3 separate regions of the Homo sapiens genome follow, and all the other regions are linked to region 1. Evidence: chromatin loops called from intact Hi-C (ENCODE). Cell type or tissue: chondrocyte. All regions are shown on one strand.

What was found. Hi-C counts contacts between places; a loop is a spot of excess contacts. Peaks named below come from ENCODE experiments on the same cell type or tissue, not always from the same donor. Only the 100,000 strongest peaks of a DNase experiment are listed, where the experiment ranks them.
Region 2: a loop joins it to region 1, with 2.6 times the contacts of the local background. A loop is called at or near these places in 27 of 110 quality-filtered maps.
Region 3: a loop joins it to region 1, with 5 times the contacts of the local background. A loop is called at or near these places in 20 of 110 quality-filtered maps.

Annotation. Positions count from the first base shown.
Region 1 is chrX:38,324,072-38,332,071 of GRCh38, forward strand. It overlaps RPGR (retinitis pigmentosa GTPase regulator), which reads right to left and starts at 3,438. Exons shown (of 15, transcript NM_001034853.2): 1 at 3,269-3,438. The coding sequence starts at 3,296. It also overlaps a transcript of OTC not described here. RefSeq lists silencers at 3,127-3,376, 7,869-8,000. In chondrocyte, CTCF peaks have their summits at 3,616 (motif pointing left) and 3,818; a DNase peak (open chromatin) is centred at 3,530.
Region 2 is chrX:37,922,079-37,930,078 of GRCh38, forward strand. It overlaps a transcript of SYTL5 not described here. Among named protein-coding and RNA genes, the nearest start is that of H2AP, 65 kb to the right of the region's middle. In chondrocyte, CTCF peaks have their summits at 4,797 (motif pointing right) and 5,016; no DNase peak of the experiment used is centred here.
Region 3 is chrX:38,187,278-38,195,277 of GRCh38, forward strand. The region is part of intron 1 of SRPX (sushi repeat containing protein X-linked); the gene reads right to left. Among named protein-coding and RNA genes, the nearest start is that of SRPX, 30 kb to the right of the region's middle. In chondrocyte, a CTCF peak has its summit at 4,926 (motif pointing right); no DNase peak of the experiment used is centred here.

The sequences.
Region 1 (8,000 bases):
CCCAAATGGTGAACTCTTTTTATTTTTGTTGAGACAGGGTCTCACTCTGTCACCCAGCTTGAAGCGCAGTGGCACAATCACGGCTAACTGCTGCCTCGACCTCCTGGGCCCAAGCAATCCTCCCGCCTCAGCCTCTGGAGTAGCTAGGACTATAGGCGTGTGCCACCATGTCCAGCTAAATTTTGTAATTTTTGCACAGACTGGGTTTTAGCATGTTGTTCAGGCTGGTCTCAAACTCCTGGTCTCAGGCTCAGGTCTCAAACTCCTGGGCTCCTGCCTCGGCCTCCCTAAGTGCTGGGATTGCAGGCGTGAACCATGACACCCGGCCAAAATGGTGAACTCTTAATTTCTCTGTTGGTAATCCCAATGAATACCCATAAAACCGGAGACAGCACAGAGAGAAACAAATTACTCCACCACTATCTCTTTCATTCGAACTAAGGGAAAGCAGCTAGAAAAAAAACCATAGGCTTTAAAGGCAATTAGGTATTCAAAGGTTGTTGTAAGGATTAAATGAGATGACATGTATAAAGAACTTAGCCCAGAGCCTAGCATCCTCAAAGTGTTAGCTCAATAGCTACCTCTGTAAACTCTTCCTCTACCATAAGAGTTGGAAATGATCACTGGCTTCTCTGAACTACGTGATCTGTAGAATTTATATGGCAAATAATTGTGCTACCTAGCAATCTCTCTAATCAAACTGTTACACAAATCAGCAAGATTTGTGTAACAGTTTGATTAGAGAGATTGGTAGGTAGCACAATATGTAAGATGAGGTCATCACAAAGCAATAAAAAGCTATACTTTAAAAATGTCGGCCGGGAGTGGTGGCTCACGCCTGTAATCACAGCACTTTGGGAGGCCGAGGCAGGTGGATCATTTGAGGTCAGGAGTTCGAGACCAGCCTGGCCAACGTGGTGAAACCCCGTGTCGACTAAAAATGCAAAAATTAGCCGGGCGTGGTGGTGGGCGCCTGTAATCCCAGCTACTCGGGGGGCTGAGGCAGGACAATTGCATGAACCCCAGAGGCGGAGGTTGCAGTGAGCCAAGATAGCATCATTGCACTCAAGCCTGGGCGACAGTGTGACTGTGACTCCGTCTCAAAAAAAAAAAAAAAAAAAGTCACTGCTTTTCTGTGTTGAAACACAGAGTTCACCATTTGTTACCCCAAATGTTGTTTTTTTCCAACTATTTTCTAAGGTTACAGAGGGTATGCACTACCCATATTGCCTAGCACAAAGTAGCCCTTGTGTGTTCTACTTTTCACACAGAAAAGGTCCCCCTTACACACATGTATATTCGTAACTGTTGAATGTTTTGTTTACCAATTCATCATAATGGAGAGTTTGTAGTCAAATATAACTTTCAACATTGTTAATATAAAAGACAGGTTACCAAGTCGTCAACAAAGGAGCACTTTAGCTTTTCCTGATTTCTGAGAATTCAGAATGTTTAGGGATCCAGTTATAAAATGAAAAGATCCTCTCAACACAGCTACTCAGGAAGTTTCTAATTCTCATCTTACTCATGCACTATAGTTAGTTATAGAGATGTCTTTTTCTCTTTCCAGAAACAGTACATGGGAAAGGACGGTTTATCTTTCCCCCCAAAACATCATCACAAAATGCCACGGTCCTAGGAGATTGGGAGAGGAGTACATGGGGATGTTGAGATTTTAACATTCTTACATCAAGTCATTACCTGATCTGAGTAGTATTCACAAACTGTTGTGGCACAGCGTCATTTTGAAGAAAGACTAAAAACCCCTACCATTTCCCAATAACCATTTAAACACACACATACACCAAATAGTAGGCCAGGTCCAGCTTTTGGGGAAATCCCAAGGTGGGTGATCACACATAAACTAATTCGTACCAGAAAGGAAAACATAGCGAATATAAGTATTAATAATAAATATTAATACGCAAGAGACTAGCCACTGTGGACAACTTTTTGAGAACCACTGTGAGGCATCTCAGTTCCAACTAATAATTGAGTTGGGAGACTAGGATCTAGAACAGACTCTGAGTTTCCCCAGAATGAATTACTTTAACATTTTAACTGTTTTGTCTTGGCTCCCCTGGCTTCCCTGATACCCTCATCCCAAGCCAAGGTTTGGTGGCTCTGCTCTGGCCCTGTAATATCTACTGTCAATTTATATGGTCATTTTGTTTACTTTCCTGTATGTCTCACTAAATTGTGAACTGCAGGCCAGGAATGTCAGTTCCGGCCAGGAGCATGGAAGAAAACATACATATTTCAGTGAAGGTATGATTCTGCTCAAACCCAGTGTTTTTTCAAAATGGTCGTGACCTATTAGTGGGCCAGAAAATCAATTCAGTGGATCACGATCAGCATTTTAAAAGAATGCATTATCAAAAAGGTGTGTGTGGAATCTAAGTGGATAGAACAAGGACTGCTTCACCAGACATCTATTTCTGTTACACGGTATATATGGAGTATCGGGTCACAATGTCAAAAGTATTTCTAACTATGGAGCTCAGGAAAAAAAAGGCTAAAAAACACTCGCTAAAGGGTCCCTCTTCTCCCTCTTTGTCCAATTTATTTCCTGTATCCCCTTTTACCCCACAGCCCTGATCACTCACTCTTTACTGCATTCAATACATAACCGGGAGCTCAGGACCTCCAAAGTGCACAAGTCTGGAGTCCGCACTTTGGGGAGTTTACAGAAAGTGTCCCTCCCTGGCCGGGCGCGGTGGCTCACGACTGTAATCCCAGCAATTTGGGAGGCCGAGGTGGGCTGATCACCTGAGGTCGGGAGTTCGAGATCAGCCTGACCAACATGGAGGAACCCCGTCTCTACTAAAAATATAAAATTAGCCGGGCGTGGTGGCGCATGCCTGTAATCGCAGCTACTCGGAGGCTAAGGCAGGAGAATCGCCTGAACCCGGGATGCGGAGGTTGCGGTGAGCCGAGATTGCGCCATTGCACTCCAGCCTGGGCAACAAGAGTGAAACTCCGTCTCATAAAAAAAAAAAAAAAGTGTCCCTGCCTTCAAGAAGCTCATCAAGAGCTTATTTAAAAAGCATACGAAAGACAGGCACCCTCTTTCCCGTTCTCCCCCATCCTGTTCTTCCCGTCCGGTCCTCTGCCCTCAGTCATTCGCGGGAGCGCAACCAGCGATCCCGCCCCAGTCCGGCTGCCAAGCCTGGGGCCTGTCCCCCTACAGGGCCGATCCGGAGGCGGGGCCCGGCCGCCCGCGGACCCTCCCTCCCGGCCTTCCGCCACCGGCGCGGGCGCAACTCACCGGGCATCAGCTCTTCCGGCTCCCTCATGCCACGGGCAGTACGGGCAGCCTGCGCCGGGGCCAGGAGGCTGTAGAGGACGGTTTGGTCGGGGCTAAAGCAGCTACTCCGCACCGACGCGGGCCGCGAAAGCCCCCAAGTTCCGCATGGCGAAACTCCGGAGATCAACTACAACCGCGCTCCCGGAAGTCAACAAACAGCCGCTACGGGCAACGGGGGCGGAGCTTGGGAATGCAAGGCGGGACAGGCGCCGTTGGGGAGGGGAACGGAGGCCGGGTGGCTGGTAAGGGGCAGGCTCAGGCACAGCGGAGGGGCAGTAGAGACCACGCGCCCTCTGGCGGCCTGGAGCAGAGAGGCGGCCACGCCGCGCAGTGATGCTGTGGAGTCCGCGCCCTTGTGCCGTTGGAGGTCCAGGCGCCGCAGGGACCCTGCCCATGAGTGGCAAACGTCACAAATCCCATACTCCGTGACATAAGCAAGCATCGACACACAATTATGACACTACTAGTAATAGTGACCAGCTGGAACATTAAAGGAGGTAAGCACTCTGCTAAAGATATCCCCAGCATCTAAACCAACATCTGGCCTATACTGAATGCTCATTACGTATTTATTGGACAAATGAGTACTATTACAACCCTGTAAAGTGGTTAATGTTACCTCTGTTTAAGCATGTGGGCAGCTAGTCCAGCTAGTCCAGCCTGTAGTCAACAAAAGTAAAAGCTGAGGTGTATATGGTCCACTACTCACAGAACATACACAAAGGGGTAGCCCAACATCATTGCTCTAGAATTTGCTCAGCGATGTTATATGATGCAGGGTTTCCCATGCATCAACATTTGGCTATCATGAAATAAAGAAGCAAAAAGCCATCTTCCAGAATGAGCAGATTTACGTACGTTTGGTAGTTGTGGACATGGGCCCTAGAATCAGACACAATTGGATTCAGGGATCCCTGAATTACTCTTGTGTGTTACCAACACTTTCTCAGGAAGTTTGCATTAACATGAAGAGGGGACATTAAACTATTAGTTACACAAATAATCATTTACTTACAAAGCAAAGTGGAGGTTACTAAGGAAGTGGTTAACAAGAAGCGTTGACCTGGTGTAGGAGGTTAAGAAAGGCTTATCTGAAGAAAGAACATTAAATCTAAGAACTGGAGAAAGATAAGCCAGGAGGGGGAGAGAGCTCTTGGCAGAGAGTAAATTGTGTATAAAGGTTTGTAAGGAGCTTGACTCTTTCCAGGAACACCAAGAGGCGAGGCTGGTTCCTAGCGAGGTGGCAAGGTCTTGGGCCTATTAAGGATCTGAGATTTTATCCTAAAGACAATGTGAAACCACTGAGAAGTTTTAGGCAGTAGAACAACAGGACAGGATCAGTTATGTGTGTCCCTGAAATCATTCTGCCTGGTCTAGATGCTTTGTAGAGAATAAACTGGAGCAGTGAGAAGGGTTCAGAGGCTATTGCAGAATTTCAGACATGTGGTCAGGATGGCTTGGAGTACAGTTCATTGGTGCCAGAGAGGAGCAGGCAGATTTGAAAATATTTTAGGTCTTAGAATCAACAGGAAATGGTTTCTGACTATTGACTCCTAGACAGTGCTGGACTACCAAATAGTTCTTAGAGCAACAGCAAAGATAGGGCCCTAAATTATTTTGAAAAGGATTTGATATTCATTTTTAGAGTATCATAATTGTTACTACGGGCAAATGAGAATTTTTAAAGATTTACTTTTTAATATGCAGTCATTTGTTTTTATTTCAAAATACAGTAAGGCACATTTTGGTGCTAAGCATCCCAGAAGATATTGATGCAGCCCTACTCCAAGGTTTCCAACATAAGCAAATAGCAGGAGGGGGGCACCATTTACTGAGATGGGGAACACTGAGGAAAGAGCTGGCGACATTGGAGTTAGGTAAATGGGGCAAGAAGAGCATAATGAGTTCATCCTTGAGCACACTAAGACATCAAATTGGAGGTGCTGAGCAGGTAATTGGTGAGCAGAAGCCCCAGAAGGAGGCACGTATTTGAGGAATGACTGGGTCTATATAGTGAAAGCAGGCTTGAGATACTTGCAACACTGGAAAGTGACTGTAGAATTGAGGCAGTAGAATAGGGTCGGGAGGCAGGAAAGCTAAGGCCAATTCATGCTGACTTCCTAGAACTAAATCAAAAGGAAACCCCAACTTTCCATACCTAAGTAACAAAAGAACCAGAGGCTACTCCCTTTGCAACCCCCACCCCCTTTTTCTGCGTGGCAGACGGAAAATTGAAAGTATCTCTGATTAGTTGCTTTTTGCAACCAATCAGACATTTGCATGGGAGTGTAACTTTGTAACTTCACTTTAGCCTCTGATTGGTTGCTTTCCACAACCAATCAGATGTTTGAATAGGGTGTAACCTTTGTAAGTACACTTCAGCCTCTGATTGGTTGCAAGGCCACTAGTTCATTTACATAGTAACCAATGGGAAATATACCAATGGTTACTTGGGAATGGCACCAAGTAACCAGTGGGAAACCTCTAGAGGGTAATAAAATCCCAGAAAATTCTGTAAAGGGGCTCTTGAGCCCCTGTGCTAGGGCCTGCTCCCACCCTGTACTTTAGTTTTCAATAATGCCATCATCTCCGGCATCTGTGAGTCTATTGCTTTACATGGCAAAAGGGACTTTGCAGTTGTGAGATGCTGGATTCAGGACCTTGAGATGGAGAAATTATTCTAGATTAACCAGGTAAGCCCAATTAAATCCTATGAAATCTTAAAAGTGAAGAGCCTTTCCAGGCTGTGGTCACAAAAAGATGTGAAGATGCAGGAGTGGTCAGAGAGATACAACAGCGCTGGCTGTGAAGATGAAGGTAAGGGCCATGAGCGGAGGAATGCAAGCAGCCTCTGAAAGCCGGGAAAGGCAAGGAAGTGGATGCTCCCCAAGAGTCTCCAGAAGGGAATGCAACTCTACTGACACCTTGATTTTAGTCCAGTGAGACCCGTTTCACACTTCAGAACTACAATAGTGTACGATAATAAATGGGTATTGTTTAAGCCACCACCAAGTTGATGGTAATTTGTGACAACAGCAAGAGAAAACTAGCACACCATAGTTGATCTCATCAAATCTTCACAGGAACCCTAAATGAAGTACTAACTTCAGTCTCATTTTTGGGAAGAAGAATCTGAGGTTGAGATCACATAATTTTGCAAGGTCCCATATTTATCAAGTGGTAGATGCAGGATTGAACCGTCAGTTCCAGAGCCACATTTGTACTGCAAATTCACATGAGCTCTACAGTATGAAAGTGTGTGGACCCTTGAGGGTCCCCTACAAGTCCATGCAGCAATGCACACACATCTTCAAGGATGCTCTTGCCTCCTCCAAAGAGCCCCCTAGCAATCTCTGCTTCATCATCATTCAATTCTGAGGCTGTGTTGTGTTTTTTTGGGAGCCCTCTCCAAATTTGCAATGAGGCCACATGACCCCTTCATGCATCAAGGACGTTCACATGCCTCATCACAGCACTTATTATACAGTGTGATGTGATTTTGTGGCTGTCTTTCCACTAGACTGAGTTCTTTCATTTCCTGCATTGCAAGCACTACCTCTCTTTGGCCAGAACATAGCACTATGTCTGGTACATAGCTTACTAAAATGCAAGTTCTATGAGGGCAGGGAGGTTTGTCCATTGTTGTACTCCAGTGCCAGACTATTACCTGGCCCATAATAGCTACACAATAAATATCTGTTGAATGGCAGAATTAATGAATAGCAAGTTCTCAAATACGCAGAGGCTGAGGGTCAATAAACCTATAAAAATAATAATTTAAGCCAGGAGGAGGTGTCATCCTGACCCCATGTAGAGGGGCTGGCCTTAGCTAGGAGGAGATACATTTCTAGCATAACAGGATATAAATGTTATCTATATAGTATTTTTTTTTTGAGACAGAGTTTCCCTCTGTTGCCCAGGCTGGAGTGCAGGGGCATGATCTCGGCTCACTGCAACCTCTGCCTCCCGGGTTCAAGCAATTCTCCTGCCTCAGCCTCCTGAGTAGCTGGGATTACAGGCACCCGCCACTACACCCAGCTAATTTTTTTTTTGTTTTTTTTTTGTTTTTTTTTTTTGTTTGTTTTTTTAGAGATGGAGTTTCATGATATTGGTCAGGCTGGTCTAGAACTCCCGACCTCAGGTGATCCGCCCACGTCGGCCTCCCAAAGTGCTGGGATTATAGGCGTGAGCCACCACGCCTGTCCTATATACTATTTTTTTTGAGACAGGGTCTCACTCTGTCACCCAGGCTGAAGTGCAGTGGCGCAATCTCAGCTCACTGCAACCTCTGCCTCCCGGGCTCAACCAGTCCTCCCATCTCAGCCTCCCGAATAGCTGGAACCACAGGTACACACCACCACACCCAGATAATTTTTGTATTTTTGTAGAGATGGGGTTTGGCCACATTGCCCAGGCTGGTCTTGAACTTCTGAGCTCAAGCAATCCGCCTACCTCAGCCTCCTAAACTGCTGGGATTACAGGTATGAACCACTGTGCCTGGCCATCTATACTATTGATATATATGATCCAGAGCTATATAATATATATCGCAACCCCAGGCCACGAATTTGTACTGGTTCATGGCCTGTTAGGAACAGGGCTGCAGAGCAAGTGAAACTTCATCTGTATATACAGTCACTCCCCACCACCCAAGCTCCACCCCCTGTCAGATCAGTGGCAGCATTAGATTCTT
Region 2 (8,000 bases), 400 kb before region 1:
GAAGCACATTAGCTACACCTCTCCCTCTCCCTACTACTTCATCACCATCTCAAACATCAGAAAATCAAATTTTGAAAATTGCCCAGAAGTATTGGGTGTACAAAAACATTGGTTTCTCCTTTGGAAGTTCTTCCTGTGAGGGTTTAAGCATGGGGATTTTATAGAGGAGATGAACATCAGGGATATTTGTGGCAATGTCACTTCCCTTCTCTTAAAATGGTGTTGGATGGAGAGCCTCCGAGGTAAAGATTCTCAAATTGTCTGCAGTTATAATGTCCAAATATTCGGGAGAAAATCCCATATGGCAAGCAATAAAACAAAATTATTATGACTTCCAGTTGATGATCCATTTTTAAAGGGATAGTTTGAAGTAATAAAGTAAGTAAATATTAGTCTAGGGAAAATGTGGATATACTTTATGAACTATTTAAATACAAACTATCTTTTCATTTTGTGCCATGACCTGAGACTACTCAATGAATTTTCCATATGTATACATTTGCTCTTACATGTGCCTTTTGGCAATGCCCTTTATTATCCTTGAAAACAAAGGCACCACTATAGTATAATTCAAATGTGTCTAGTTCTTCAGTCCTTAGAGATTGGTGGAGGGGCTGCATTACCTCTCCCTTTAATATAAACTAGGAACATGATTATTTGAGAATGTTGGGGGTCACTTTCCTCTCCCAGTAAGATTGAGGAACCCTGGGTATTTTTACGTGTGTCACAAGCTTAACGTGAATTTTCTCTTGTCCCCTCACTTAGTATCACATACATAACAGCTTTTCTTTCAGTCACCCCTGCTTCCTAGTAACTGGTTCTCCATGATACTACTACCTCTCTCTGACCCATTTCATCCCCAAACTGTGGAAAACAGCCTCTTTCTCAAAACCCAGCTAACAGAAAGTTGTCTTGTTTAAGGCTTGAGGATAATACCAGGGATTTACAATGCAGAAAGGAAATTTAAAACTTGGTATCAGATATATTGTGCTTTCCGTCCATTGGCCCTGCCCTTTTGCAGGGAGGCACACTGTCTTTACTCTCCTTATCTCTTGGCCTGCAGCCATGTTGCAGATGTCCACTTATTCCCCTGCTGTAAGAGTCATTCTTTTCATATCCTCAAATCTTTCTTTTCCTCTATGCCAGAAGAAGCAAAAGCTGTTTACAAATTGACCCTGGGCATAACAAAGACACTGTTCTACATTATTCTACAGAATCTGTTCATGGTTTCTCCACTAGTTTAGTCTTGAGTGTGTAGTAATCTCTCACCTGCTTGGTTACAAAGATGCCCTTAAGTAGTGTTTCCAAGAATGAAAGAAGTACTGTTTCATTTATTACTCTGAAGAGTAAAAATGACTACAGGTTCAAAAAGCATTTTTGATCCTCTAGTCCAGTGGTTTACAAAGGGGAAATATGACTATGGAATCTATAACAAATATAAACTTTATATATATATAAAGAATGGCATACATATACGTATATATATATATCTGTGTATATATATACAATTCTCAGATATATTCTCAAAAGGTTTAACTCCAAAGGTTAAAGGTCATGGAACTCATGTGCTTAGCAGTAGGAGGGGCTCCTTGTGTTAGAAAAACATCACTACCAACAACAACAATTAAGACTTTGCTTCAAAGAACACTGAAACCCACTTAGTCAATATTGTGAATTTCACCTGCAAATCCTGTTTCTAATTTGATTTAAGTGCTTATGATTTAACTCTTTATTAATTACCTTGGTAGAAGCAGGTGACATTCTTAGTTACCATAAGACTTTTCCCTAGTGTGTTGTTCAAAAAACATTGGTGTTATTTGAGGAAAGACTTAATAGTTAGTGACTTAATTCTAAGCTTCTGGGTTTATTTCATTCAGTTAAGTATTTAGGCATATGTTTAAGAGGTTCCCGCCAAGGTTCTGACACTCTACCAGACACCGAAGATGATTCAGACACAGATGCCACTCTCATAAAGCTTATATAACCTCTTGGGGAAAATTGACACAATATAAATAAATACAAAGTAGAAAGTTCTGCATGCCCTAAGGTAAGTCTAGATAAAAAGTAAATTTACATCACTTGGTATGCAAGGCAGTATAATTTCTCTGACTGGCACTTTCCAGTAGCTACGTAGGGCATCCAGCTTTAGCTTCACGACTTTGAATCCCATCAGTCATGGGTTCAAATCCTACCTCTGATACTTAACGACTATATGGTCTTGGGTTATTCACTTATTTTCACTGAACTTTAGTGTCCCCGTTTATACAGCAAGCTTACTAATACTTCAGAGGTTGATGATGAGGATTAAATGAGATAACATATATAGTATATAAAGTGTGTGGCACATAGTAGGTACCTGGAAGGTGGCTTCTCTTTTCCCATTGCTCCATAAACTGACCAAATAGATGTAAATACCTTAATGCGTGAATACTTATTGTATAGCTTATAGAAGAAGTAAGAAGTTACATCTTCCAATCTGAAGGCATAAAAATTTTATGAAATACTTGTAAGTTACTTTATCATGAAGCTTTCCCTGACTGCCCTATATAAAATAGCAAGAGTACTCCTAACCTCTTTTTTACTTCATTTTTCCCTACCACATATCTGAAATATTACATATTTATTGTTTCTATTAATTTTTGTTGATAAATATTAGTTATACATATACCCCAAAAGTTGTACATGTACCCAAAAGGAGTACATGTGGTATTTTGATACCTGTATACAATGTGTAATGATCAAATCAGGGTAATTGGGATATCCATCACCTAAACTATTTATCTTTTCTTTGTGTTGGGAACATTACAAATCTTCTCTTGCTGTTTTGAAATACATAATAAACTATTGTTAACTAGAATTTCCCTACTGTACTATCAAATGCTGGAACTTATTTTTTTTTATCTAAATGTCTGTTTGTATCCCTTAAGCAATCTCTCATTCCCCCTCCCCCTACCCTTCCCAGCCTCTGATACCACCATTCTACCTTTTATCTCCATGAGATTCACTTTTATAGTTCCCATATATGTGTGAAAATATGTGCTGTTTGTCTTCTGGCTTATTTCACTTAACGTGATGACTTTCAGTTCCATTCATGTTGATGTAAATGACAGAATTTCATTTAAATTTTTAATCTTTTCTAATCTTTTTATGGCCAAATAGTATTCTATTGTGTATATATACCACATTTTCTTTATTCATTTATCCATTGATGGACACTTGGGTTGATTCCATAACTTGGCCATTGTGGATAGTGCTGCAATAAACATGGGAGTGCAGATGTCGTTTTGATATACAGATTTCCTTTATTTTGGAAATATTACCAACACTGGGATTGCTGGAGCATATGATAGTTCTATTTTTATTGTTTGGAGGAAGCTGTTTACTGTTTTCTGTAGCAGCTCTGCTAGTTTCCATTCCCACCAACAGTGTATGGTGTTCCCTTTTTCTCTGCCAGCATTTTAAAATTACTCTTTTTAATAATAGCCATTCTAACTGGGATGAGATTGTATCTCATTTTGGTTTTGGTTTTAATTTTTTTATTTCCATAGGTTTTTGGGGAACAGGTGGTATTTGGTTACATGAGTAGGTTCTTTAGTGGTGATTTTTGAGGTTTTGGTTCACCCATCAGCCAAGCAGTATGCACTGAACCCAATGTGTAGTCTTTTATCCCTCACCCCCCTCTTCCCTTTCCCTCAAGTCCCCAAAGTCAATTATATCATTCTTATGCCTTTGCGTCCTCATAACTTAGCTCCTACTTATGAGTGAGAACATATGATATTTGGTTTTCCATTCCTGAATTACTTCACTTAGAATAATAGTCTCCAGTTTCATCGAGTTTTCTGTGAATGCCATTAATTATTTCCTTTTTATGGCTGAGTAGTATTCCATCATATATATATGTACCACAATTTCTTTATCCACTCGTTGATTGATGGGCATTTGGGCTGGTTCCATATTTTTGCAATTGTGAATTGTGATGCTATAAACATACCTGTGCATGTATCTTTTTCGTATAATGACTTATTTTCCTCTGGGTAGATACCCAGTAGTGGATCAAATGGTAGCTGGATCAAATGGTAGTTTTACTTTTAGTGCTTAGAGGAATCTCCATACTGTTTTGGTTTTGATTTGCACTTCCCTGACGATTAGTGATGTTGAGCATTTTTCATATACCTGTTTGCTATTTGTATATCTACTTTTGAGAAACGTCTTTTCAGATCATTTGCCCATTTTACAATACGATTGTTTTTTGATATTGAGTTGTTTAAGTTCCTTATGTATTCTAGTTATTATTTACTTTTTTTTTTTACTGGCTGACCCCCCTCCCCAATAGAACATGTTTCACAAGAGCAGGGGCTTTGTCATTACACTGCTGTGTTCCTGGAGCCTAGAATAGTGTTTAAAATATAGTCAGTGTGCTCAATAAATATTTTTTAAATGAATGATTGCAGGAATTAAGTAAAATTTTAATCAAATAAAATTTAGGATTTTTCTATTGGTTTTAGTAATAAATAGAAAACTTTTGACAAGTGAAGTGGTAGTCACTGCTATATTGGATACTGAGGCTTTACAACTGCATCATGTCTGTTAGTAATGGTCATCTCTTAGCTATTTTTTAAAAAATTTTCATGTGGGCTACCAGTCTCCAGAATCTCTTTCTCTCCATGAACTTTATCATTCTCTCTCAACCGTGATAATTTATTTCTGTCAGGGGTATCCATGATTTCATATTTTAAATTTCTAATCTTCGTTTCTTTTTTCTCTCTGACTCAGTAGTTTGTGTGTGATAGTTGCTCTGTCATATTTTCACCAGTAGGTGCCAGTATTTGATATAACTTATAGAGACAGATCTACCACTTATGGAGGATTGCCTTTCCAGGAAATGTTCTCTCTCTTGTAGATAATTCAGAAAGAGCAAACCATTCTCTCTGCTTGCAGTAAGCCTGTATTGAATCTTCTTTACCTACAAAAAGATGGCATGATTGGGGGGTGAACAAAAGGCTCTGATAGCATTTTTTCACATAAATAAATGCAAATCCATATGGAATCCTTCTGACGGATATGTCTACATACTGGAAAACTTTAAAAGATGTATTTCAATCAACCTAAAAGTTAATTATGCCATTCCATTCCTCAAATATTCAAGAAAGTCTTCCATGCATTTGGGCTACACAGCAGCAAATCCATAATCATGGTTCCCAGCTTGCATATTAGTTTTAGTGTTTTGTTTAAGGCTCTCTGGTTGGGGGAAGAGTTTAATGTAAGATTACCTTAAACCAAATCAAGATACTTTCGAGAACAAAGGGATTCTTATGAGAGACTAAAGCAGGTAAACAAAGGCAGCTCCGACTGATAAAATACTTGTTTGAAGGTGTGTGGAGGAGATGGTGGTATGCAACTTTTAAAAACTGGCAGGGCTAGGTGTGGTGGCTCACTCCTGTAATCCCAGAACTTTGGGAGGTCGAGGCGGGCGGATCACAAGGTCAGGAGATCAAGACCATCCTGGCCAACATAGTGAAGCCTCGTCTCTACTGAAAATACAAAAAAAAATTAGCTGGGTGTGGTGGTGCGCACCTGTAGTCCCAGCTACTCGGGAGGCTGGCAGGAGAATTGCTTTAACCCAGGAGGTGGAGGTTGCAGTGAGCCAAGATTGTACCATTGCACTCCAGCCTGGGTGACAGAACAAGACTCTGTCTCAAAAACAAAACAAAACAAAACAAACAAAAAAACTGACAGAATTCACAGATACTCCTTCTGTCTTATCGTGTACTTGCCCTGGATTCTACTCTATAGCATCAGTCAAGCCACCATAACTTTTCTTGGAAGTGAAAAAATGGCCTGAAAATATGGCTAATCCCCAAGATAACTTTAAAATACTTTCAGAAGTAGTTTCAAAGAAAACACAATGGAAATGGTGAGGTTATACAGGTCTGGCTCAAACCTTGTGTGAGTTGATATGGAAAAGAAAATTTGATTTTATTACTTAAATATTTTACATGAATTGCAAAGAGGAAGTGAAGGCATTACATATATACCTGTCCAGAATCATTCCCTGATTTCATGACATTTCCACATTTGTATCTACTTGTTCACTGCCCATGCATGGGGGCTGTATCAAGTTTTGGGGGTCCTGCACCTTATACTATTTAAGTGGTTGCCATTAAGAAAATGGTTACAAAATAAATATCTCACACATTCAACCTAACTAGTCCCCCTTTCCAGAGAAGGAGCTTTCTCATCCATTCACTGCAGTCCCTTACCTAATACATACCCTCACACCGGGGGTCAGCAAGCTACTGCTTTGTGAGCCAAGCCTGGATCACCACGTTTTTGTATTAGAACATAGCCACATCCATTCAGTTACAGATTGTCTATGGGTACCTTTGTCTTACACTTACCAAGTTGAGTAACTGCCACAGAGACCACAAAGCCCTGCAAAGCCTAAAATATTTACTCTCTGGCCAACTACACAAACTGTTTACCAACTCCTGCCTTACACAGTAGCTGTGGGTTCTAGCCCCACTTCTCTCTGGATCTACCCAAGAGAATCTAAAACAACCATTCACCACATCATAGGATTGTATAAGACATCAGGTTAATCAACTGGACAAACCCTCGTGCCTTTTGATTTTGTCTTCTAAGAAGTCCAAAATCAAATTTAGTCCTTATTATAATAACTCATCCCTGATTACTGGCACAATTATTTTTCCATTTCTCATTAAATTTTATTTTTTCTTTATCTTAGTCCAGTGGTAGTGACTTTTTGGTAAGCCATCTTATTTCTTATCCGGAAGGTGGAATTTAAGTGGTAAGCTAACATGGTAAATTATTATCAGTCTGCCTAATTAGTCATATGTGCTTTAGAATATTTAAAGCAGGACTAAAAGTTGCTATTTTTAAAAAGCTACCTTGGAGTTTGTGCTTGTAACTCCCAAGGTGAAGACAGAATTTATCACTGGGATACCTGAGCTTTTGTGTACACAAGAAAAATAATATTTTAATGCATCTCTTAGTTATGCAGAGGCAAAGCCCAGATCTTACAATGCATAAAAATGTAAAATGTTGTTTTCTTTGGAGTAAGACTGCATCTCTGGAGGATTATTGTGCTATTAATGGGCTTTTCACCTGTTTTTTCTTCCTTAAAGGGAGTGTGTTGTAGGCCCAAGAGTTTGAGAGAGAGCACAAGACAGAGGTCACTAATCTGAGGAGATAAGGGCTTTTCTTCTCAGCAACAGGATGGCATGCTGAGTGGCTAAAGAGGAAGGGGGTCAATATGAGACCTCTGGGAATGAATAAGACCTGTGGGCTCTAGAAAACTCAGAACAGGTTTTAAATCTTTCCAGATTAGTGTTTAAATTACCCTCTGTTTACCACAAAGCTTCAATAAAGTTTTTAAAATAATAGCCTACTGTTTATTTTGCTTTGGTAAAAGATGGGCAAGGCTGTATTATGCTTTGCATCAACTATTGTTGAGATAAGTAGAAGTGAAGAAGGTACCATGCAGAGGAAAACAAAAGGGAGGGGCAGTTACAAAATGGATAGGGGTGGTCTGAGGAGGATTGAAGAGGTGATCCTAGCCTGATCTGAGACAAATGGCCACCTTTGGGAAACCTCAGAAGCATTTGAGGAAATTATTTCCTTTTGCTAAATCAAAAGAGAGATCTCAGAAAGCTGGAATGCCAGAGTTGCTTATGTAAAGCACTTTGACAAATATGTTATTAGATGACTTTAGGGTTATGAATGAGAGACGTGAAAACTATAACTGATTTGGTTTTCATCCTTCTAAAAAGAAAAAAATATAATAAGAATTCAGAATTCAGTCAGGCTGCACAGAGGTTAACTGAAGGAAGTTAGCTGAAAATTAATTGGAATTCGGGGTCGACTTCTAGTTAAGTCAAATGGAACCATTAACTTTAGGGTAAAACCTGAAACCAACAAAGACCAATCCCTCTCAAAAAGATAGAGAGTCTCTTGTTTTCATAGCAAATGTATAAAAGGGT
Region 3 (8,000 bases), 140 kb before region 1:
TCAAGAATCTCAGTGCTTCCAAAGTTTTCTGTGTGTTTTTTAAAATTCCTCTAACAATCCTGTATGATTTGTGATTTAGAAAATCTTTCATAAACATATGTATATGTATTCATCTTAATAACCACCAGGAAAAGCCATACAGTCAATCTTTTTCAGAAAAGTAAACTGTTGTCAAGTTTACTCTATGAGTTCAGATGATCCAGATAATAAAATTTGCTTTAGGAAAAAGTGATTTTTAGGCTCAAGACATTACCATAGTTTACACTTTGAGGTAGGAAAAACCCTGTGGTTCCCTATATGCCTTTATGACTTAAAAACATTTACAAAATGGGGACTCACCAAAAGTTATTTTATTGCTGAAAGGTGCTATTGCCGGGTCTCTTGTATTCTTGAAGCTCTTGTTAACACAGGTGAGTGTACAAACATTTCTAGTGACAGAAATGGGCTAACAAAGGGCCTGTCCATAGCTTGTGTGGACACAGGTACAGTGGTAACCCTTCTCTCCTCCATAGCTAAATCTGCAGAAGCTTCTCTTCTGGAAAGTCCTAATTTATGGGGGCTTTTGAAGAAGCCCAGAAGTCAGTTCCGTATGCCTGACTAGCAGGCAAGATCTATTCTGTTATATCTTGGCAAAGTTTCAACAGAGGAGAGATGTCCAGGAGTTGTGTGTAAAGGTGTATATGTTTGAAGGAGTAGAGCGAAAAAGAAACTTTAGCTTTTCAGAGCACCAGCTTCAACCCCAAGATGAAGGCTCAGAACAAGTACACAGAGAACCAGGATCTGTAAATGAGACATTCTTCCTTGGATTCCTTACATCCCTAAATAAGTGGCAGACTAATAGATAAAAGCGCAAGAGTAAGAAAAGAGGGGAAATACACAGAGGAAGATTCTTGTTCCAAATGGAACAAAGGGATCCAGAAAGATTAGTCTAAACCTTTTGCTAATCATGGGGAATGAACTGAAGAAAATGTTTATTACCAGTGCTTTTCTTGTGGCAGAAGATTCAACAGAATGTTCAGATGAAACAAGTTTATAGGACATATCAGACATTCAGCTTACCAAATCCCTGTCTTTACTACCATCATAAGTGCCTCAGCGATACCAACCATCAACTAAGAATAGTATGTTTCAAACTGTTGACCCCATTTAGTAGGTCATGACTAGTATTTTTGTAGTGAAATAGAATTGAAAATGTCAGGGTGCACTGCACATATAAAGAATAAACCTTACTTTGTACAATTTTTGTTTTTATATAGGTGTATGTGTGGTAGGGTATCCCCAGTTTGCATAGCACAGTCCCATTTTATGCCTGTTGTCCCAGCATTACTTTTTCAGCTTTACTGGGGTATAATGGGCAAAATTATATATATTTAAGGTTTACAACATGATGTTTTGAAATACGTATCCATTGTGATATAATCACCATAATCAAGCTAATTAACATATCCATCACCTCACATGGTTACCATCTAACATTATTATTAATAGCATTCTCTTTCACACTCAAAACCTTCCTGATTTGTACAATAAATAATATATTCACTCTAACAATAGGTCACAGTAGAATATATTTCTTCCTGTGGGTCTTGTCAAAAGTATTAGAAAAACAGTGATTTAAATACTTTGAAAACCTACATTTGTTAAGTTAATTCGGTTTCCTCCCTCAGAATGAAGGAATCTGAAAATCTGAGAAAGCCTTTGGGGGATCGGTGGTAGAAGTCTACTTTTATCTGATTTGTTCAGGGCATAGATGTTATATCCCATGAAACAGCAAGCAGACACTGAGTTTCCTCAACTGCTCATGGCCATCCTCTCTGGTAGGATGCAACTGAAAAAGCCCTGGGATTAAGTTCCAGTGCCATCCTGATTTGGGAAGCCACTTTTCTTTCCTGAGCCTCAGTTTGCTCATCTGTAAAATGGGACACCAGAAGTGTTTAGAAGGGCATAGTACCTGTTTTCAAATTATGTTACCCTAGAACACTCCCATCCTCAACCTCTAGCTGGGACAACAGCAGTCAAGCAAATCAAATTGCCCTCCTCCTTCTACACCTGGCAATAAACAAATTACCATGGCACATCATTTTAAAAATCTGCCTGGTCTTTCATTTCCATTGCCTCTTTAAGTCCTCAGTGCAACCTTATGAGGCAGGTATCATTCAGTGACTAGAATGTAAACCTGGGGAGGGCAACAACTCTTTGACACTTTGTTTATGATTGTATTCTCAGCTCAGAGAATGAAGTGATTATCAGTTATAGGAGAACAAGGATTGAACTTTTCTGATTCTAAATCTCATGCAATTTCACTCCTTGTTTCTGTCTTCATGACTCAGAAACCTACCTGAAAGCCCTTTCCCTCCTCTCAGTTCCTTTCTTGTGTTTAAAGCTATTTCAAAGCCTAGCTCCCCCAGTTTATCTTTCCTAACCATTCCATTCACATTGATGCACTCTGTTCACATTTTTAAATCAGCACTGATTTTATGTTGCGTTGGATTTTCAGAAGCCATTTCGAGTTTTTTCTTCCCAGCTAGACATCAAACTCTTCAGGGAATACGGTCAGGGTTTGTTTCCCCTTACTGCCCCTGTGAAACTAACAAAGGCTCTCAAAAGTTTTCTTCCCCTTGAGACTTTAGCCTACACATTACTGATATGCTCAAGCTGTTCCATCAATATCAGAATGAGACATCCATCTCCCTCAGTGAAGGCTGTACTTACAGAAACAGATACTGTATTTAAGGCACAAAAAGCTGCCCAAATAAAGCTGCGACTGGTACGTCGTTCTTGGCAGTAACCCAGCAGTATAACTTACAAAATTCTGGCACATCTTGGCAAAACTGAGAATAACTGAATTCAGAGAAGACAGAGTCTAAGAAAATAAAATAAAATCGCCACAGTGTGTACTGAGAATTGTAGGCAGCAAACTTTTAATTGCCAGCTGTAGATTGATATTTTAATATAGTACATTAAATGGCAGAGAGAGACAGAGAGAAGAGAGTGTGAAGAAAGATATTTCCAGAAAACAGCACTGAAACACTGAAATGAACATCATGAGAATGCCTGAAAGTGACAGGCTGCAGTCTGCTCAGCTGAAACCTAAGGCTTCTTCCTTATAAAACATTCTCCGGTTCCCCAACAGGGAATAGAACACGAGCACCCAAGAACAAAAACCTGGACTTTACTTGAAGTTTTTTACAGATGGCTATTTTATCCAGCTCTGCCTGTGTTGGGAGGTAGAATCATTTCTTTTCTGGGTAGCTTCTCTCTTGAAAGCACCGATTTCTCCATTCGGTGCCCTTGAACTGATAGTCACACAGTAGCTGTTGTCAGTTATTATTATCTTCACTGGGAGACTCAAGCTCTAGTGGGAAAGTGAAGGTGCAACTAAGCTGACGGCAATTCTAGTTTTCAAAATGATCATCTGCAGGCTTTTGGCAATACCTGTTGTGTGAGGCTACACCCCAGCACACAATGCCTGGTGCTAGCACTTCCTAGGTGTGATAGACATCTATTGTGTTCCTCTCAAAGAAAGAAGAGCCTTTCTTTTGGAAAACTGCATTATTCCTCATACCTATGTGGTTCTAGTAGAGGTGAGTTTATCCTATCCCTTGACTACAGGAGCAATCATATGAACCAATTACATGAACCAATGAGAATCTTGGAAGGATTTTTCTCTGGTGGTAAAATGAGGAAGATGTGAGCCCTGAAGCTGCCAACGACAAAGATTAAATCTCATACAGAATGCTAATTCGAGAGAATGAAGCCATCAAAGAAAAGCAAAAACAAAACAGAGAAAGAGAGAAAGAGAGATCCCACAATATTTGAGCCCTTGGTTCCAGTATTGCTTGGCCCCACAAGCATACCTCTGCCCTAACATAAGATGATAAGCCCATCCTTTCTTCAAAGCTTTTTCGAAACTGGTTTCTGTCATGTGCCATCAAGAGTCCTAACTTAAACAGTAGACCATCAATTTACATTTGAATGAAATAGATGACTAAAACATACAGCATGACATCTGGTTTGAGATAAGAAATCAATCTCAGTGTATCATTTCCAATTCCCTATTTCAAAACAATACTATAGCTCAGACTTAACACTTTAAAATTAAATTAAAACATTAGTGAGCCATTCCATAAATTTAGTGGGACCAGCTTTATTTGCAATAAAATACATTAGATTAGAATAGGGGAAAATAGCAGATACTTATAATATACCATACATAGTAAAAGTGAGCATTGTTTCATGACACTTTTGTTTCAATTATACACAGACACACACACACACACACACACACATATACCATATTTTATTGACTCTAAAACAACACTTTTTAACATTTTAATTTCCCTGAACCCAAGATGAGCTCTATAATCAATGGAATGGCATAGTTTAATTGGTATCATTTTTCTTTTTTAGTGATACCTAAAATAATGGTGACTGACGACTGACAGAGTTTTGGAGTTGATGGCATACTGTGTGCATGGTATGTGTGTGTTTTGGATTGTGATATAAAACATATTTCTTACTGCAGGTAGCAATCAAAAGAGTTTGAAAACAATTGTATTACACACCTTATCTAGAACTCCCAAGTTGATAATCAGAATAGTCTTTGCTGTACATATCAGCTAAGTCATTTATCCACTCTCATATTTACATAATGCCTTAACACACTAGTTTTTTACAGGGTTCCCCAAATGGCTTTCTTCTCATTGTGGAAACTTCCTGATCCTCATGGGGAAACCTCAGGCAGCAGAACAGGCAAGTGGAGATAATATGTTGCATGGATAGGCTTCTGGTGCTATCCAACGAATACCACATTTAGCCCACTGCCCAGCTAAAGAGAGCCCCACAAAGAGGCACAGCGTGGCTTGTAACCCTGCCAAAGTATCAGGGCACTGATGACAGGGGAGTCATGTGGCCTCTCACCTACAGATGGCAGCATCCCCAAAGTGCATTTATAAATCAGTTGCTTATAATTTGAAATTGGCTTTTCCTTGGAAACCACATTATCAGTGGTGATCAGGTCCCCTAGAGAGTCCATAAGAGCTGTTTTAAGCCATAATATAGTCAAACTCTAGATGTCCCTGGGGGGATGGCTCAGGGTCCACTAAATGGGGAGGCCATTCTCGTCCCTCTCATGCCCGCTGTCCCCTGCCCTGAAACACAGCATTCAGGTTCATTCTACTTCCTGTACAATCATCCTGCTACTTTTCAGTCTCGAGCTGCTGACCCAGACAGAGTTTAACAAAGAGGCTAATATGGATATGGATATTTATATGTGTGTCCTGTTTTCTGTTATTGAGAGTGCTGTGATCCAAGATTTTGAAGCTCAGAAATTCCAGATGCAAACACAAATTACCATTTTATTTCTTGGCTGCTCTTAAGGATGCTGCAACTTGTCAATACAGGAGCCTGCAGGCATGTTGGCCCCTTCCCAGTCCCTTGCTGGAGAAGGGCCTGCAGTGACAGGCTCCCTTTGTCCTTCCCCTAGGACCAAGGCAGGCTGTCTGCAGGGAAGGGACTGGAGGGGCTGGTGAAGTCCTCATTTGCAGCGATGAGGGCAGTTCTCAGAAACCATGGGCCAGTGAAAAAGGCAGTATGTGCCCTAAAGGGAACTTTGCCAAAAATTGAGTCTTTCTGAGCAATTTTCCAGCATCCTGGTGTGCAGATGAAAGTCCAGGGTAAGAAGGAAATAAAAGGTAAATTAAATGAAGTAGCAACTATTTCTCCAGCCTTTTACCATGCAGGAGCAGCTTTGTACAGCACCATCTTATCTGGTCTTACTGGCCAAGGTAGACACCAGTGAGTCCTAACACAGTCCTTACAGTCCTAGCTTGTAAGAGAGAAGAAATACCTACTATTTAGTTAACAGACACTACCTCAGGCACTGCCTTGGGTGATTTACATGAATTATTTAATTCAATCAAGGTACTCACATGAATTCACATGAAACCTATCCAAAAAAGAAAGGTGGGGAGGGGGGGAAATGCAAACACACTATTTTGCAGCCCTAACAAAACCTGTCAGTAATTGTTTTGTTAGTATGGGTCTTTTAATGTTCTTCTATGTGTAGTAGTCAAGTCACATTCAAATTTTACACAGCACAATCAAACTGGGTATGGGATCTTCATCATTGTTAAGGCTGCATTAGGGAAGTTAAGACAGGGCATTTTTAGAGCATGAATGCCAATGCTTCCTAGAAATTCCCCTCTTCAATGAAATTCTGAGCAAGGAATTATAAATGAAAAATTAAAGCAGGCAGCAAATGGGAAACACCCTAGGCAGTCTTTTTCTCTCCTCCCTTGATGAACACCCAAAAATTTTCCTCAAATGCTTGCAAATGGCAACTTTTTGTCTCATTGTAAAATCTTGAACAAGTGGTAGGTCAGCCATCTCCACTGAGAATTTTCTAGTTTGTAAATCTGAAGAGGATAATTTGAGGAGGTACATATGTCCTTCAAACATCAAATTACAGATTGCTCTGGCACAATATCATGAAATACATTTGAAAGTAACTAAAGGTTGAAAATGGAATCAATTTCAAAGTCAAGCAATTAGGATCCTATTTCAGGCAGTATGGTGAGCCATGTAGCCTGGCTGTGCTTACATGAAAATCAATGAAAAAAATCCACTTTTAGCTTGCAAGAAAGTAAGAAATACTGTGAAAGCAGGATCCTGATTAGGTACCAGATATTAAGGCTCACCTTTTATTCTGAGGATAACTGCCAAAACTGAGCTTTAATTTCCATGGACTGGTGAGACCTTGGATACAGAAGACAAACTCCAGAGACTATTCAAGGTCATCAGTTTTAGAGGAGACTGCCTACATCCCCTCACCCTCACCTCCTACATAAAGCTGATATACCAACAGCCTATACTCTCAGTGTAAAGAGTGAAATAAATCCATCCCATGTATAGGGACTACAAAGAAAAGTTCTCATCTTGTACCCCAGCAGTGAGTGAAAGAAGGAAAATCCTTCCCCTGAGAATTAATAACCATATTATTATTACTATTATATTATTACTAAAATACCACTAACAATAATTAAAACCACAGTCATACCATTTCTGACCCATTAGTTTGGAAGAACTCTAAAAATATAACAAGATCAAGTGTTAACAAGGATGTTGAGCAATGGAAATACACATTGGTGCTAGAAGTTTAGATTGGTATAACTTCCTTAGTAAATAATTTGGCATTATTGAACAAAGTCAAAGATATGTATGCATATTATCCAGCAATTCAACTCCTAGGTACTTAGTCTAGAGAAATTCCTGCACATTGTTCAAGGGAGATAGACAAGAATCTTCCCAATAGCACTGTTTACAAGAACATAAAACTAGCAACAACCCAAAATGCACATCAAGAGTAGCATGGATAAATGATGGCATATTTACACAATGGGATCTTACAAGATAACGTGAATGAAAAAATCACAACTGCATGTAACAACATGAGCAACTCTTAAGAATCTAATGTTAAGTGAAGAAAAGCAAGCAAGTTATAGAAGACTATATTCAGCATGTGTCCATTTATACACAAGTCAAAAGCATGCAAATGTAAATAATGTTTTTTGTTTGTTTGTTTTTGGTTTTTTTTTTTTTTTTTTTTTTTTTTTGAGATACAGTCTTGCTCTGTCACCCAGGCTGGAGTGCAGTGGCGCGATCTTGGCTCACTGCAACATCCACTTCCTCGGTTCAAGCAATTCTCCTGCCTCAGCCTCCCAAGTAGCTAGGATTACAGGCACGTGCCACCACGCCCAGCTAATTTTTGTATTTTTAGTAGAGATGGAGTTTCACCATGTTGACCAGGCTGTTCTTGAACTCCTGACTTCAGGTGATCTGCCTGCCTCGGCCTCCCAAAGTGCTGGGGTTACAGGCATGAGCCACTTTACCCGGCTGTAAATAATGTATTTTTAGAGATATAAACATATTCTATAAAGAAAATAATAGGAATGATAAATACAAAATTTAGGACATTGGTTACCTCTGAGGAGATAGCGAAA